Regions from separate parts of the Homo sapiens genome. Here region 2 is linked to region 1. Evidence: chromatin contacts called from ENCODE Hi-C data. All regions are on one chromosome and are shown on one strand. The core of a region is the stretch at or near the end of the contact, and the rest is flanking DNA. Distances in the headings are between cores, read along the strand shown.

Region 1 (6,820 bases), core at 1,626-4,125:
AGAGCCCGGGTTCTGAGTCAACCCAGATGGGCTTCTGATTCCCTCATGCACACTCATCTGTGTGACTGCCCATCTCACAGGTGGAGAAACTGAGACAGGAGGTCTAAGGGTCTCAGATACAGGTAAGTGCCCAGGAATCTAGAGTCTGGGCCAGCCTAAGGAAATGCAGGGAAAAGTAAGAGCAGAAGGATGACTCCTCACGCCTGGGTTTAGTATCACTTTTCCCTGAAGAGTGAGCTTACTTTTGGACCTCATCTGGAAAGGCCAGTGGGGAAGAATGAAAGATACGGAAGGAGGGTCAAGAAGGAAGTCGGGGAGACAGAGTGTTCTCTCCACTTCTTCCCACTGTCACACAAAGACCAACTAACCTTGGGTTGTTTGAGCCTTCTACTCCTCAATCCAGCCAGTGTCTCTAATCTAAAACCGCTCCTTGCTGGGCCAATCTGGGCAAAGGCTCTCCAACTTGCCCAAAACGTATCATCCACCCTGCTGTTCGGACCTTCCCAGCCCATTTCTGTCACCTTCCAGATGATGGGGAAAGCAGCTCCTCCTCCTCCTCGAAGCCAGGGGCAGAGGGCAACAGTTCTTCAACTGGCAGCTTTAGCTGGGTCAGGACATAAAGCTTGCCACTGAAGAACTACTGCGGCTCAGCCAGGTGAGGGCGTGAGAGGAACAGGCTCCTAAGGGAAAGGGAGGGAAAATGGGAAAGATCTGAGCAGGGCATGTTGCTGCAACGCTGACCCACTCGCTGGCCATCAGGGTCCTGCCCCAGTAGACCTCTGAGATTCTAATGCAGGGCTGCAGCTCTGATCTGGGCCCGCGGAAGCTGTTAACCTCGCTGAGCAGCAAGAGGTGGCTGTAAACAGACTTCCCTTGCTCTTCTTTCCAGAACTGGAGTCTAGAGAAACCCAGTCCTGCTCTCACCCTCCCCTGCCCTAGCGGCCCCTGGGGGCCCAGCCTCCTCAGCATTCAGACAGGGTGGGGCCCGGGACCCTGGACACACCCCACCAGCACGCAGGTACTAGAAGTGTGGTACCTCAGGTCCAGAAATGTGAGTTCAGTGATCAGCCCAACTGACTTGTTCCCAGGGAGTTCAGCTGGAAGGAGAGTTCTGGGGGCCTGGATTGGGGAAGAGTGAGGAAGGGAGGAGGCCTAGCGTTTGAAAGAAGGTCAGCAGAGGCCCCCGGGGCTGTGAGGGGCGGACAGGGGACCACAGGCTGGAGAGGAGGGAGGTATCGGCAGGGTGGCCGGGGCTGTGAGGGGCGGGCAGGGGACCACAGGCTGGAGGGGAGGGAGGTATGGGCAGGGTGGCTGGGCAGCTTCCCCAGGACTCTCAGATGCCAGGCATTCCGCTTGCGCATTCCGGGTACATCTGGTATGAATTCCAGGCTGTCTGCCGGCCCCTCCATGTCTGAACTTTGTTCCAAGTTCCAAGCCCCGCCCCCACAGTTCCAACGCATGAATCAGCAGGAAAAGCCGGGCCCTGCAGCATGGCCCAGGGAGGGGGCTGGGGGCGTGGCAGGCTCGGGGGATGTGAGCTGGGGAGGGCGGGTCCGTGCTGACACTCAGTCCAAGGGCATGGCCCACGCCAGGCTGAGGGGCCAAGGCGGTCTTGCCTTGGAATTTCTATACTCAGAGGGTAAGAAAGATTGGGGGATACGGGGTGCGGTTCAAATTCCGAAACCCTCTTGGGAGGCATGAACTTTGTGTATCTTCCTTCCCCTGGGTGACCAGTCCAACTCCGTCCGACCTTCCTCTGTCTGAGATAGCTCTGTTCAACCCAGAGGACTCAGCAGCTGCTGAGAGTCTGTGCCAAGCAGGTGCCCTTGGCTGCAGGGCGGGGTGGGCCCAGGGCACTGACCCTCTGACCAGCTGCTCCATCAACCCTCTGGCACTCTGACAGCTCCTAGCCCAATCTGACAGCCAGGATGACAGGCCAAAGGAGTTGGAGGCTGGAACCAGGGCCGGAGGGAGGTGGGGGTGACAGCCTCGCCGGAGGCCATGGGGAGGGGCCAAGAGTTGGCCGAGAGGTGGGGAGAGAGGCAGCCCAGTGATGACTAACCCAGGCGCCCCACCCAGCCAGCCGGCTTCCCAGGCAGTCAGGGCCAGGCCTGGGCTAGGGGCCTCACAATCGGACAGGCTGGGGGGAGGTGCAGAGGTGACCTTCTCTCGGCCCAAGACGGCCAGTTAGTCTGGGGAGCGGGGGTTAGAGTTTCCAGGCCCTCCTCTTGCCCTCTTCCCCCCGCCCAACCACGGTGAAACCCTAACCTTTGGGTTGCATAAGGCCCCGGCACCGCCGCCCCCTACTCCTCTCCCCTCCCCCCTTACATAACATCCCCTGGAGAGAACGAGAGGAGGGGCCGGCCCGCCCAGCGACCCCTTCCCTGCCAGGGCGCTGAACTGGCCCTGACCCAGTGAACGCCGGCAGAGGCAAAGCACCTCCTCGCCGCCCGCTCGGGGGGTCCAGACCCTCCCCAGGCTAGATGGCCGGCCCCTGTATCCTCAGACCGGGGGCCGCCGGGTGAGCCGCCCCCGGCCCTCCGGCCCCTCGGCTCTCCCCCCGCCCCCCGCCACTCCGCCAGCCCTTCCGCCACGACTCCCGTCCCAGACTCTTTCCTCGTAGCTCCTGACACACTAACCCGGCCAGTCCAGGCCCCTCTCCCCGAGGCGCCCCTGCCCCCGCCGCCCCTTCTCCTCCCGGAAGGGCTGGGTGTGGCCGCCCGGACCCCACTTTCACCCTCCATCCCGTTACCGCGGCTCCCCGCTGCGTGACCGGGTCGCCAGCTCACACCCACCTGGTGCTGGGTGTGGGGGTTGCTGCACGAGGGGGAGCAAATCACTGCGTCCGCTCCCCACGGCCGGCGGCGCTGTCTCTTCTCGGCACCCAGCACACACCGGCTCCAGGCTCCGATCAGCTGGCGGCGTCGTGACGCACGAGCTGCGAATGCACGGCCCGGGGCCAATCACCGCCCACTGCTGGGCAACGTGGCCCCGCCCACCCGGGGGCCGACGGGGCCTCGCCCTGGTCCCGCCTCTCCGGGCGCCCTGGCTCTGATTGGCAAGGAGGCCACCCTTTTGCCGGGCGGAATTGCACGAAGCCACGCCCACCCACTGAGGAGCCGGCCAATAGACGGACAGGTGTGGCCCAGCCCTCCGCGTCAGCGACCCGCTTAGAAAAGCGCTACGTCAAACGAGAGTCCTAAAGAGCAGGCGAAAGCCACGGCGTCTGCGTTTGCAATGCATGCTGGTCCGTGTAGTTCTCAGCCTGACACCGTCGTTCCCAGAACCCAGCGCGCTCTGTGAGTTGGCATTTTTAAACTGAGCTCGGAATCCAGCCCGGGGAAGTCCTTAAAGGGCGACAGCCCCTCCTTGTTGGAGTCGTGAGTGCTTCTTTTAGACATTCCCCAAACTGACTCGCCGGCCTCTGCGGGACGCTATAGCTCTTTAAGGAAAGGTGGAGCGGACCAAGGAGCAGGAGTGGGCAGAGCGTCAGCCCCCAGGGCAGCAGAGACTGCCGTTGGAGAGCTCTCCAGGGTTTTTGGAGGAGGGAGGGTGCTCGCCTCGCCCAGCCCACTCCTCCTGGGGGCTCTTCCTAACCACAGGAGGCTTTTTTTCTTGGATGTCTCTTCCCAGTCCCAGAAGAGCCCCCAGAGCCTCCCAAGAGGTAGCTTTCTAACAAAAGATTCATAGCACAGTCCTCACCTTAGGGTAGAGGGAGGGCTTCTGGTCAGAAATTAGGGGATGGGCCATGCCAAAGTGCAAAGGGTCAGCAATCGCATCCTCTGATTAACCCCCATTCAGTCCCGCCCTCCAAAGCTCTTCACTGACTCAGGCCTACTTAGGGAAGAGATTCGAAGGTGGAGACCAATGAGCAGGCTGCTCCTTCCCCAGGGGCCAATCAGAGTCTAGATGAGCGGGGGATGGGCAAAAAGTGAAATGAACCCAGTGACTTGGCAAAAGCTGCTGGTCGGCGTTTTTAAAGGGGCAAGCCGGAGACCTGCCCTACCTTATCAATCCCCGCAAGTCCCCCAAAGAGGAACATGTGGACTGAAATCCATGCCTTTTCCTTCAGCTCCAAATAGGGGCTGAGGGTAACTAAGCAGGAATGATGAGGCTGGAGGGTGAGATCCTTCCTTCTGTTAAATACGCACTCCATCAGGTAATTGATAAGGTTCACTTGGAGCTCCAAAATTCTGAGCCTGCGTTCAGGACATTGCGCCTTTAAGGAAACTTCCTGCCTTGCGCCCCAGTAACAGCTGATTGTTGGAAAGTGTGACCTCTGGGGACGAATCAGCTGTTACCACATCCTCCTCCTTGCTTACCCTCCTCCATCCCCTTATCCACTCCCATGGGTGGTGAAGGAAAGAACGTGGGGGATGTGATTGTATGATCTTTCTTTTCCCCCATCACTCCAAGACTGTCTCCCCCAACCCCAACCCCGCTCTGCTCCTTAGTTCTTCAGAGGCTCTGGGCTTGGAAAGAGAGGTATTTCCTGTTAGCACAGTAAATTCAGACTCTGTGGTCTAGACCCTCCCTGGTCTAGGGGAAGGCCAGTACTGGGGAGGTCCAGAATGGTGGCTGGCGCTGGGGAGGGTACAGTGAACCCGAGGACCAAGCCTGGGGAGGAGGAATGGCTATGGGAAGCAAACTTGGGGTTCAGAACGCTGCTTCTCAGGCCAGCCGCCCCCTACTTCCTACTCAAGTTGCCCTATTCCTCCATGGACAGGTGTCTGCTGATGGGATCCTCCTGCTTTTGCCCATTTACTCCACCTCCTTATTTATTTTTTTTTTTTCTGTTTTTGAGACAGAGTCTCGCTCTGTTGCCCAGGCTGGAGTGCAGTGGCGCGATCTCGGCTCACTGCAACCTCCACCTCCCGGGTTCAAGCGATTCTCCTCCTTCAGCCTCCTGAGTAGCTGGGATTACAGGCGTGCGCTACCACTCCCAGCTAATTTTTGTATTTTTAGTAGAGATGGTGTTTTGCCATGTGGGCCAGGCTGGTCTCGAACTCCTCACCTCAGGTGATCCACCCGCCTCGGTCTCCCAAAGTGCTAGGATTATAGGCGTGTGAGCCACCGCGCCCGGCCGCATTCACTCCACTTCTAACTGTTCTCAGCTGCCACCTGGTCCCTGGGCCGCTCCATTTTTGGCTTTTGGCGGTGCCCTGCCCACATGGCCACCCCCCATAGCAAGGGTCCTAATTGCTCAAGGACTGCAGGTGGGACACGTTGGCCCCAGAAGCCAGCGTCTTTGGCTGGGAAGTGCTGGGAAGACCCAGGTAAATATTTTGCCTCGATCCTGAGTTGGGAGTCAGGGTCACTCCAGGACAAGCTTAGTGTGAAGTCCTAGGACTGACTTGGCAAGGCGTGGAGAAATTGAGCAGGGCCCTGGCCAAGCATGGAAGGAAGTGAAGCCTCACCAGTGGCCCCTATTCTCCATTATCCTGAGCATAGAAATCCCATCCCTTTCCCACTCACGGCCCTTGGGGTGACCCTTTTCCATTTTGTTCTGAACACTGACCCCACCCCCTAGGTCAAAAGCACAGGCTTCGAGTCCAGGGTTTCGCCACCTCAGCACCCACTGGCATTTTAAGTAGAATAATTTCTTGTGGGAGGGCTACCGGGTGCACAATAGGACATCCACGTGGTCCCTGGCCTCTGTCCTAGATGTCAGTGGCAACACCCACCCACCCCCAGCTCCCAGTTTTGACAACCAAAAGTATCTCCAGACGTTACCAAATGTCTCCTAGGGGCCAAAATCTCCTCCAACTGAGAACTACTGTGTTAGGCACACTTAGATTCAAATTCCAGCTCTTACTAGCTGTGAACTTGTTACCGATAATTTCCCCTCATCTACAACATACGGTGAATAAGGAATTCAAGCCTTGTTGTAGGGATTTCAACATTTAAAAATATTTTAAAAGTTAAAAATGTGCCCGGGCGCGGTGGCTCATGCCTGTAATCCCAGCACTTTGGGAGGCTGAGGCAGGCGGATCACGAGGTCAGGAGATGGAGAACATCCTGGCTAACACTGTGAAACCCCGTCTCTAATAAACATACAAACAATTAGCCGGGCGTGGTGGCGGGCGCCTGTAGTGCCCAGCTACTTGGGAGGCTGAGGCAGGAGAGTGGCGTGAACCCAGGAGGCGGAGCTTTGCAGTGAGCCAAGATTGGGCCACTGCACTCCAGCCTGGGTGACAGAGCAAGACTCCGTCTCAAAAAAAGAAAAAAAAAAAAAAATTAAAAATGTGGCCAGGCACAGTGGCTCATACCTGTAATCCCAGCACTTTGGGAGGCCGAAGCAGGTGGATCACTTTGAGCCCAAGAGTTCAAGACCAGCCTGGGCAACGTGGCAAGACCCTCTTTAAAAAAAAAAAAAATTAAAAAATGGCCTGGCGAGGTGGCTCACACCTGTAATTGTAGCACTTTGGGAGGCTGAGGCAGGCAGATTGCTTGAGCTCAGGAGTTCGAGACCAGCCTGGGCAACATGATGAAACTCTAGCTCTACCCAAAATACAAAACATTAGCCAGGTGTGGTGGTATCTGTGGTCCCAGCTACTCAGGAGGCCGAGGCAGAGGTTGCAGTGAGCCAAGATGGCGCCACTGCACTCCAGCCTAGGTGACAGAATGTGACTCCATCTCAGAAAAAAACGAAAAACAAATTTAATTAGAAAACACCTAGCATAGATTTAATTAGAAAACACCTAGCGTAGATTTAATTAGAAAACACCTAGCGTAGATTTAATTAGAAAACACCTAGCATAGTACCTGCCACACTGGTCCGCAGCTGGTGCACTACTTTTCTCCCTGCCGGATTAGCAAG
Region 2 (4,830 bases), core at 2-2,501, 3.2 Mb after region 1:
GCTGCCAACCCACAGTCTACCCTCCATCCTGAGGCCCCAATACCCAGTGTAAATGCCCCTCAGGCCTTCTGCCTTCAGGATACTGGTGAGGGCATGGAAGCTGGTTTTGTACTCTCGAGTCTTGGCCCCTTCCCCGCTCAACTGCATCCGGTTCTTCACCAGGTCCAGGGGCTGGACAAAAACTGTAGCTCCCATCCTGGGGGAAGACAGAGGTGGAGTGAAGGGCCAGGCATTCCAGATCTACCAGTGCCCACTGGAGCCTGGCAGCAAGAGGTTACAAAGGTCAGGGCCTGCCATGCGATTCAAGAATCAGGATGCTGGTGAGCATGTGTATAAGAGTCTATATGTACACCAAGTGCAACGGGTCTGAAAAGTCTAGTTGTCCAGTAGGGGCCATGCAATGAAAGTGCTCCAAGCAGCTTCATGACAGTCAAGCAGTGACCTGGGGCTGCACGCAGTCCGACACAGGGAGGGGAGGAAGGGGCATCCAAGATTTAGGACTCCAGGTAGTCCTGCAGGAGCCATTTAATGGCCTGGAACCCCCTGCCGCCCGGCCGAGCTTAGCAATGCGCTGGGAAACTCAGCTGGCCCGGCGGGGGTTGTGCAACGACCCTGCATGCAGTCCATAAGGGTCCTGCAATGGGGCCCTAGCAGCCCATCGGGGAACTCGCAATACGCTGGAGATCGCGCTGACCCCGTGCCGGCACAGTTCACTGCAACAGACCCAGAGATGAACCGGGCCCGGTTCCTTTTGCCCTTCCCTTCCTCCTCTTTTCCCATCCCTGGGGCCTGAGCTTACCCGGCCAGGCCCCCAAACAGGAACTTGACGGACTTAGGGGAGGTACGGGGCTTCCCGTCTATCCCGCCGGCCCCGGCACTCGCCGTCGCCGCCATCGCCACTCAATGGCCCTCGGCTCCGGGTCCCGTGCGCGCGCGGCCCCGCTCGCGCCCAAGGTGACACCGCGCGCGCAACAGAGCGAGGGCGCGCGCACGCCCCTCCAGCTCTCAGGTCCGACACCCGCTGGAAGCCGGCGCGGGCGCAGGCGCGCAGCGCAAAGGCGGCCGGGAGTAAGGCGGAGCTGAAGGAGGAGCTTGATGGAAGCGTGCGAGAAGGGGCGTAACTGATTTGGAAACCAGAGGAAAGGCGCTGTTTTCACCGAATTAGAATCGCGGGAAAATAGAGAAGAGTTTGTTTGAAGGTCTCGCGAGATCGAGTGAGTACGGCTCGCCAAGTTGGAGCGCTCTCGCGATAGACACAGCAACTATTCAGCTGCGAGGGGACGGGAGAGGTGGTGAGCACTCTCGCGAGATTTGAAGGAGCGGCGGAGGCCAGAGGGAGGAGAGGTTTGTAAACTAGGAGGCTCCGGGTTTCCGGGCACTTTTATTAGGTCGTCTTCTGGGCCACCAGTGCCCCTTCCATCTCCACAGGCAGTCCCTCCATCGCTAACCTTTTTTTAACCGGCCTTTTAGGACCGGAAGTCCTTCATCTCAAGCATCCAATGCTGAAAGCGGCCTGATTTTCTCTACCGGAAGCCCTTTTCCAGAGGCTGGGAACACGGCCCACCTAGCAGGAAGTCCCACCTCCTTGAGCTCCGCCACCCTTCCCGAAGTTTTTCTGTCACCTGTGTTAGGCTCCGTCCCCTTTCCGCGTTTTATCCCCGTACCAGAAAAGGATACATTTAGTGCCTCCCACCCAGCTCCACTAAACGGGTTGGATATCTCATTCTTTGAGTTGGTGTTCCTTCCCCGGCGCCCCCATGTAGCTGGGAAGTGGGACCTGGGGGTGGTTGGACCCCTGGGATCCTAAAGGAGGGGCAGGGAGGGCGCAGAACTCCGCTTCTGCTCCTTGCTACCAGGACGCGCGGCCTCCTCAGCCTCTTTCCTCCCGCTGCCATGCACCCTGCAGCCTTCCCGCTTCCTGTGGTTGTGGCCGCTGTGCTGTGGGGAGCGGCCCCGACCCGGGGGCTCATTCGAGCGGTGAGTCTGAGGGACGGATGGGGAAAGGGCGCTGAAAGGAAGGGTTGCAGGCTGAAGGGGAACATCGCCTTTTTTGTCCGCAGACCTCGGACCACAATGCCAGCATGGACTTTGCAGACCTTCCAGCTCTGTTTGGGGCTACCTTGAGCCAGGAGGGCCTCCAGGTGATTTTCTTTCTTTTCTTTTCCTCCTTCCCTCCCTTCCTTCCTTTTCTGTCTTTTTTCTTTTTTTAGTATTTCGCAAGATCCTCCATCCTAGGCTGGGGTTGGGGAGGTTTGTCCTGGGTGAAACTGGAGGTAGGAAAATGAAGTTAGGAACTGAGCACGTCTAGTGTAGAACCCAGAATCTAGAGGGAGAAGACAGAGTGTCCACCCCTGGAACTCCGAGGTTATCAGGGAGACTGAAAGTGGACGAAGACAGAAGGCAGGATCAACGGTCCTTATCAGGAAGGTCTCAGGTGCTAGTTATTGCTTATATGACTTTGGGCAAGTTAATCTCTCTGAGCCTTAGTTTGTTTTACTGTAAAATGGGATATTAGAAGTTTTCCTAGGGTTATTGTGAAGATCAAAGTAGATACGCAATTTTGGTAGTATTTCATCCCAAAGACTGCCACATAGCAAGAACTCAGTTGGGCCTTAGTAGCAGTCGAGTTGTTTGTGAGATGGGTAATTAGAAAATTGAAGAGGCCGGGCGCGGTGGCTCACATCTGTAATCCCAGTTCAAGACCAGCCTGGCCAACATGGAGAAACCCTATCTCTACTAAAATGGCAAAAATTAGCTGGGCGTGATGGTGCACGCATGTAGTCCCAACTACTTGGGAGGCTGAGGCAGGAGAATCACTTGAAACCGGAAGGTGGAGGTTGCAGTGAGCCGAGATCGCGCCACTGCACTCCAGCCTGGGTGACAAAACGAGACTCCATCTCAAAAAAAAGAAAAACAAAAAGAAAACTGAAGGGAGGGGAGTGTGTCTGTATGAGTATGTGCTGGAGAGGGGACTGTGAAACAGAACTTGAGAGAAAGTGACATGGGTGGTTTGAGAATTGAATTACAATTGGAATATTAGAAGGCAAAAATAATTGCATTAGCTTGCAGTATAGGGTACAGATTAGCCCATCTGGGACAGCGAGAGGGATGATGGGAGAGTTTGGTGAAGGGATGTTTTATGTCATTGCCTTTTCAAGAGGCTAAGAGAAGGTTGTGATGGTGGGATGCTCACTCAGACCCCAGGAAGGAGGAGGAAGTGAGGATAGAGGATGTGCAGCATGTGGGCTGGTGTGTTTGGTGGCCCCTGTAGAGAGCAGAATCTAGAAAGGAGAAATCTCACTGTTGTTTGCTTCCATCCTTCAGGGGTTCCTTGTGGAGGCTCACCCAGACAATGCCTGCAGCCCCATTGCCCCACCACCCCCAGCCCCGGTCAATGGGTCAGTCTTTATTGCGCTGCTTCGAAGATTCGACTGCAACTTTGACCTCAAGGTTGCTGAATGAGGAAGGGGAGCTGGGCAGCTGAGGGTAAAAAAAAGGCACCAGGAATGAAGACAGGTAAGGCCCATGATGGCTCCTTGTCCTCTGCCTTGTCTCCCTAGGTCCTAAATGCCCAGAAGGCTGGATATGGTGCCGCTGTAGTACACAATGTGAATTCCAATGAACTTCTGAACATGGTGTGGAATAGTGGTAAGGCTGGGGGAATCTATACAGCTGGGCTTTCAGTAGGACCCAGAGATGGTGGGAAGGCTGAAGGCCTCAGGAAAAGAAGCCAATCCTTTAGGTGGGGTGGGGCCAAAGTGCAAGATGCCAGGGTTCCCAGAGGATTTGAGTAGAAGGTTGTGAGTCCCCAGAGTAACACCTTGATCCCTGCAGAGGAAATCCAGCAGCAGATCTGGATCCCGTCTGTATTTATTGGGGAGAGAAGCTCCGAGTACCTGCGTGCCCTCTTTGTCTACGAGAAGGGGTAGGACATGTGCCTCCTTCCCATTCTTCCTTCAGCAAGCAGTTCCATGCCAACCTGGAGCCCAGGCCTCCTCATTACCCGAACCATTCAGCCTCCTGTCCTTCCTTCCCTGCCTCTTTGACTTTCTTCCCATTCCTGTCCCCACCTATGGGCTTTGTCCAGAGCCAGTTACTTTGTCCCTCTTTTTTTCTCCCTTTGCCTTTCTCGCCCTGCTGAGACTGGTCATCCTTTTCCCAGGGCTCGGGTGCTTCTGGTTCCAGACAATACCTTCCCCTTGGGCTATTACCTCATCCCTTTCACAGGGATTGTGGGACTGCTGGTTTTGGCCATGGGAGCAGTAATGGTGAGTAGCTGAGGGAACATGATGGGAAGCACTGAGGCCTGTGAGGCCAGACTGGATCTGGAGTTGGGAGATGGGAGTGGCTTGTCCTAGATTGTCTAGTTTTGTTCCTAAGCCTTGTCCATCCACCCCCGCTTCCCCCAGATAGCTCGTTGTATCCAGCACCGGAAACGGCTCCAGCGGAATCGACTTACCAAAGAGCAACTGAAACAGATTCCTACACATGACTATCAGAAGGGTGAGGGGGTTAGGGGAGAAGAGGGCTTTTCCCACAGTTTACCTGGTTCTGAAGGACTTTGAGCCCAGAAGATAGGGTATACAAAGATGGCAGTGGCCGGGCACAGTGGCTCACGTAATCCCAAGTGCCTCTAATCCCAGTACTTTGGGAGGCCAAGGTGGGCAGGTCACTTGAGCCCAGGAGTTTGAGACCAGCCTGGGTGACATGATAAAACAGAAAAGTCCCAGCACTTTAGGAGGCTGAGGCAAGTGGATCCCTTGACCCCGGGAGTTCAGGCCAGCCTGGGCAATGTGGTGAGACCCCATCTCTATAAAAAAATAAAATTAG

Evidence for each region. A loop is a pair of places that touch in the nucleus more often than their neighbours do. Pooled maps may share reads with other maps.
Region 2: a pooled map shows a loop between it and region 1 (6-fold over the local background). The contact joins the promoter of RNF167 here to the promoter of MIR22HG in region 1. A Hi-C loop is called at or near these places in 2 of 37 single-sample maps with no recorded cell type and 8 of 50 pooled maps.

Annotation. Positions count from the first base shown.
Region 1 is chr17:1,713,335-1,720,154 of GRCh38, forward strand. MIR22HG (MIR22 host gene) reads right to left here and starts at 2,876. Exons shown (of 3, transcript NR_028505.2): 1 at 2,796-2,876; 2 at 369-680. MIR22 (microRNA 22) reads right to left here and starts at 653; the gene lies at 569-653. It also overlaps a transcript of WDR81 not described here. RefSeq lists an enhancer at 3,023-3,664.
Region 2 is chr17:4,939,017-4,943,846 of GRCh38, forward strand. It overlaps RNF167 (ring finger protein 167), which reads left to right and starts at 1,252. Exons shown (of 10, transcript NM_015528.3): 1 at 1,252-1,344; 2 at 1,471-1,977; 3 at 2,061-2,141; 4 at 3,325-3,450; 5 at 3,561-3,648; 6 at 3,835-3,925; 7 at 4,163-4,268; 8 at 4,410-4,503. The coding sequence starts at 1,894. SLC25A11 (solute carrier family 25 member 11) reads right to left here and starts at 1,030. Exons shown (of 8, transcript NM_003562.5): 1 at 800-1,030; 2 at 44-196. The coding sequence starts at 894. RefSeq lists enhancers at 1-363, 1,080-1,149, 2,030-2,159 and silencers at 870-939, 1,502-1,696.